Linked DNA regions of Homo sapiens: region 1 is linked to region 2. Evidence: chromatin contacts called from ENCODE Hi-C data. All regions are on one chromosome and are shown on one strand. Each heading gives the region's core, a stretch centred on a gene start or an enhancer-like site at or near the end of the contact. The rest is flanking DNA. Distances are from core to core; before and after follow the strand shown.

Region 1 (2,700 bases), core at 140-2,639, 810 kb after region 2:
GTGTAAAAGCATTCCTATTTCTCCACAGCCTCGCCAGCATCTATTGTTTCCTGACTTTTGAATAACCACCATTCTGACTGGCGTGAGATGTTATCTCATTGTGGTTTTTAGTTGCTGTATTCTTTTTTGTTCTGTTCCTTTTTCTTTTATTGGGAGGCAATGCAGTGTGCAGATTAAGACATCTGGAGTCAGACCACTCATGTCTGACTCCCAGCTCTGTAATCTGCTGGCAGTGAGACCGTTGGCAGATTGGTCCCTCTAAGCCTCAGTTTCCTCATATGCAAAATGCAGGTAGTAATTCATATGCACACACATACACACTTCTAGAATCCAAAAGCTTTGTAAACAGATTTTTTTTTTCCTGAGTTTGACATGGACTCATTTGGCAGCAGGACCAAACCTGAACTGACGTGATGCTCTTTATAATAGTTATTTATCCAACCAGGAGTGAGTATTTGTATATCTAGCTGCAGAAATACTACTGTGTTTCATGATAGGATCCTCCCGCTGACTGCTGGAATGTTCTGTGATAGATATACTATGTTACTTTGTAAAATCCAAAGTTCTGAGTTCTGAAAACATCTGCCCCCAGAGTATAAAGTATTGTCAGCGTGTGGTATTTACCCTCAGGTGTGTCCTGAGGACCGAGTGAGAGGGTGTGTGTGATGAGGCTTTCACACGGGGAGCCCCAGGCAGCTCTTGGGAATGCTATTCACATGGAAGGTGACACACTCATGGTGCCTCCCAAGTGGAGCCATGGGGTTTATGCTACAGAAGAATTGTTATGGCCCTGGCACCAAGCAAGCGCTCAAAAACAGTAACAGCCAACATGAATACAGGGGCTTGCTATGTGCCAGACACAGTTCTAGGGGCTTTACATCATATTATCTCTTTTTATCTTTACAACAGCCTTTATGAGGCAGACACTATTATCTCCACTTTACAAGTGAGGAAACCCAGACACAGAAGGTTAAGTAAATTACCCAAGACTTTCTGATCAAGAGAGACAAAAGTCAAAGATCAGCTACTACTGTTTTCTCCTTTCTTTCCTCTCATTATAAGTGCTGCACATAATAAAAGAATGAAGAAAAGGAGATCCATGATTAATGAAAATTTCCCAGGAGCTACTTTCAAACTGTATCTCATTTTATCCGCAAAACAAATCTGAGATAGATGTGAAATTGTTCTCCTTTTACAGAAGGAGCATGGAGAGCTTAAGGGACATAAGGAGGGCAAGTGCATTCATGCGGAGGTCCGTCCTATGTCCTATTCCAAAACCCATTGTTGCATCTCAAGAGGAAGTTTTGACAGGGGAGTTAAGGGTTAACCAGCTCAGGCTGGAAATGCTGAATCACCCAATTAAAGGAGACTTGCTGCTTTGATGGGAAGGTCTGATCCAAAACTGCTGGGGTGACTCTCCTTGACCCTACCGTTTGGGCAGCTTCATTTATCTTTTCTGTGTCCCTGACCTTGATGTTGAAACCATTACTCAACCCTCAGTGAAGTTCTTAACCGGCTTTTTTGAAATGACTCATGCATCAAGGTCCAGCCATCTTGACTTTGTAGGGCCCGATGCCCTGAATTAGCTTCTGAGAACCCAGTGCCCAAACTGGTGTCCCCAGGTGGGCCTGGCAGACCATAGGTGGCAGCTTTCTCGGTTCTCCTTCACTTCACTTCTCTCTGGATGTGTGCGTGCTTTTTCTCTCATTGCTAAGGCACGCCCCAAGCTTTTTGCTTATTTGTTTTTATTTTCATCTTAAAATCACCCATGCACTGTTTTACCCCTCCCATCAACCTACCTATATGCATAAATCTTCTCTAGTTTTGATCAGCTGTCTTTTTTTCCTCCTCCAAGCCACCCTCTCTTCCCTTCTCACTAAAGAAATTCTTAAATGAGAATCATGATGTACTCACTTGATCATCTAGTCACTGCTCGCCTGAATTCAGTCCCTCCCCCAGCTCTGCACTTTCAAAGCCTATCCCCTCTTTCCACTCTCCACTCTCAGAGGGCAGGTGAAGCTGTGGGCCCCTCTCTCCCTCCTGGACCCTCCTTCTCCAGCCCAGAAGCTGGTTCTGTGGTTTCTGCACTTCTTTTACTGCCCTTTTCATTTTCCTTTGCTGGCTCTTCTTAGAGCTTAAATGCAGGTACTTCCTGCAAACGTGTGTTCCTATTTCTCCTCAGTACACCTTCCTTCTGATTTCATCCAACTTTATGGCTTCAACTATTGCCTCTGGGTGTCTGGCTTCTACACTGTTGTCTAGCCTGACTGCTTTCCAGAGATCAGAGCTTGATTTCCAGCTGCGGAATGGGTGTACTGAAGTCCCCTCTTGCATGCAAATAGTGTTGCACCTTGTTAACAATGCCATTCCTGCGCTGCATTCATTCTCTCAGAGGCTCAGGCTTCAAATTTGAGAGCCAGTTTCAGCTCCTTTCAAGCACTGACCAAACCATGGAAATTCTATTTCTGAGTTTCTCAAACCTTTTTTCCTTCTTTCCACTGTCCTAGCATAGGCTTTTGATATGTTCTATCTTGATTATAGTGATAGTTTCTCAGTAGATCTCTTTGATTGTTATCTTTGGCTCTCAGAGCTAGCATAGAATATGCTAGCAGTGAGTGATGTAGGTACACAGCAAATCGTATCATTTCCTGAAAACTTTCTGTGAGTCTCTTATTGCAAATTAAGTAAAATTGCAACTCT
Region 2 (2,700 bases), core at 198-2,697:
GCACACCAGTGGTCTAGCCAGGCTAAAATTTCTTAAAAGGAAATGGCGAACTGATTTTCTTTGTAAAAATTCAGGCCCTGCTCTTTTTCTTTCTTTCTTTCTTTCTTTTTTTTTTTTTTTTTTTTTTTTTTGTGGCCTGGCCAACTGTCCCTCCCTAGGCAAAAGTGGACTTGGATTTCTTTTGTTTCAGCAATCATTATCTGCTACCTTTACTCTAAAAATGCACTTTCCACCTGTCCCCATCTTCTACTTAAGCCTAAGGGATTACAAAAGGACTCATGTTTACCACTATATGTTGAATCAAGGAGTATCAACAAATTGGAAATTAGCCTAATCCCTTAAACTTCATATAATCTGTTTCCTTCATTTTGCTCCCATCTCCAAATATTTCATTCAGTACCAAAGTCCCCAAGAGAAAATGGATTCCTTCCTAGCTGGACCTGGGGCATCTGGCCAGATCCCCATCATGTTTCACCCCAAGCTACCCCTTAATCCCAGATGGAGCTTTAGACTCCTTTGAGAGAGATGAGGCCTGTCAAGAACTGTAAAAGCTCTGGAACTTTCTCCAACTTACACTGTTAACTGTTTCATTGATGCTGGCAGAAGACATAAGACTCTTGGGTCAGAGACAAAGGATTTTATTACTAACAGCACAGCACAGCAAACAACATGAGCATATTTGCACTAGTTCCCTTCCCCATACACAACACAGGGATGACATGATAGTCCTAGATGATACCTGCGCATGCAGTGGGTTGCATTACAGGAGAGGAACCCAGGGCTAAGGGCCCAGCCCTTGAGCAAGCAGCAAATAAGCCAGTCTTTCTCCACTTTGACCTGCTTAATTGCCTGTGTGACTAACCAGAGAAACCATTCAGTATCAGGAGACAGATCAGTCTTAAAATCCAGTACACTCGGCTGGACGCAGTGGCTCACACCTGTAATGCCAGCACTTTGGGAGGCCAACGAGGGCGGATCACCTGAGGTCAGGGTTTCAAAACTAGCCTGGCCAACATGTCTCCACTAAAAATACAAAAATTAGTCAGGCGTGGTGGTGGATGCCTGTAATCCCAGCTACTCGGGAGGCTGAGGCAAGAGAATAGCTTGAACCCAGAAAACGGAGGTTGCAGTGAGTTGAGATCACGCCACTGCACTCCAGCCTGAGCGACAGAGTGAGTGAGACTCCGTCTCAAAAAAAAAAAAAAAAAAAAATCCAGCACACTCAGCAAGAACAGGCAGGGACCTTCAGGGTCCATGGTGGGCTGCCTTTCCCAATAGGACCCACATACTTCTCATTATTCTGATCTTTCCTTCAGAATTACCTAGTCCAAGGGAGTACAACACTGAGAGCTAGTGGCCCTGGCTAGCTGTTAAAGACTGCGAGAAAAGTACTACTAGTTGCTGAAGGAAAACGGATTGTGGGATGTAAATTTGTCTCCTTATATTTAAACAAAAACACTCAAAACCCTCTTCCCCAACCCTTCTACTGTTTCAGTTCCTACTGGTCTGTTCTGTAAGTTCTCAGTTCCTGTTAGATTGTAATACTGAAAAAGAAACCCTGTCTACCCTCTAAGTTGGATGGAGAATTCAACATAAATAAGAAAGATATATCTACTAAGCAACTGAAACTTAATATGTCCAAAACCAAACTTCTGGACTTCTTCACACACCATGCTGTCTTCTCCCATACCTTCCCCTCCATAGAGAAGGTAACCATCATCCTTCCAGGCGCTCCTGCCAGCAGTCTCGGAATCAGGCTTGATTCCTCTTTTTCTCTCCCATTTCATGGCTTGCTCAACCTCCCAGGCTATCCAGAACCTGAGTGGCTCCCTTCCTCCATGATGAAGCCACCATCACTTCTTGCCTGGATTGTTGCAGTAGCCTCCAAACTGTTTTTCTGCTTCAGTCTTTACTTTCTCACACCATTCTCAATTCAGCAGCCACAGGGTCCTTTCCAAATGGAAAACCACATCATATCTCTTCCTACTCAAAACCTCCCATTGACTCCTAACTCATTCAGAATAGAAGGCCAGCCAGGTGTGGTGGTGAACACTTGTAGTCCCAGCTACTCAAGAGGCTGAGGGGAGGACAGCTTTAGCCAAAGAAAGAAGAAGGAGGAGGAGGAGGAGGAGGAGGAAGAAGAGAAGAAAGCTAACTCCTTGTAGTGACGTGCAAGGTCCTACATCTCTTTGATCTGATTACTGTCCTCTCACGGCCTCCCCATGCCCCACCCCCCAATACCTGGAACACAAATGCCCATGCCTGGCCCTTGGCATATGCACAACCCCTCCCTCCGCCCGGATGCCCCCTCCACCAGCTGTCCACGGGGCTTATTCCTGCTGCTTCTTCAGGGCTCCCCTACCCCAGCATTCCCCATTGCTTTATTTGTTTGTTTGTTTTGAGACAGAGTCTCACTCTGTCGCCCAGGCTGGAGTACAATGATGCAATCTTGGCTCACTACAACCTCCACCTCCCGGGTTCAAGCGATTCTCCCACCTCAGGCTTCTTAGTAGCTGGGATTACAAGCGCCCACCACCGTGCCTGGCTAATTTTTGTATTTTTAGTAGAGATGGGGTTTCGCCATGTTGCCCAGGCTGGTCTCGAACTCCTGAGCTCAAGTAATCTTCCCACCTAGGCCTCCCAAAGTGCTGGGATTACAGGCGTGAGCCACCATGCCCAGCCCCCTGTGTTATTTTTATC

Evidence for each region. A loop is a pair of places that touch in the nucleus more often than their neighbours do. Pooled maps may share reads with other maps.
Region 1: a pooled map shows a loop between it and region 2 (2.3-fold over the local background). The contact joins two enhancer-like sites. A Hi-C loop is called at or near these places in 3 of 37 single-sample maps with no recorded cell type and 2 of 50 pooled maps.

What each region holds. Positions count from the first base shown.
Region 1 is chr18:9,868,587-9,871,286 of GRCh38, forward strand. No RefSeq gene overlaps it. Among named protein-coding and RNA genes, the nearest start is that of TXNDC2, 16 kb to the right of the region's middle. RefSeq lists a cis regulatory region at 1,132-1,734 and an enhancer at 1,441-1,600. Within about 2 kb of position 1,390, at least 9 of the 41 ENCODE cell types and tissues checked have a DNase peak (open chromatin) inside an H3K27ac peak, as active enhancers do.
Region 2 is chr18:9,060,809-9,063,508 of GRCh38, forward strand. LOC124904243 (a long non-coding RNA gene) reads right to left here. Exons shown (of 2, transcript XR_007066278.1): 2 at 623-1,950. Among named protein-coding and RNA genes, the nearest start is that of NDUFV2, 41 kb to the right of the region's middle. Within about 2 kb of position 1,448, at least 5 of the 41 ENCODE cell types and tissues checked have a DNase peak (open chromatin) inside an H3K27ac peak, as active enhancers do.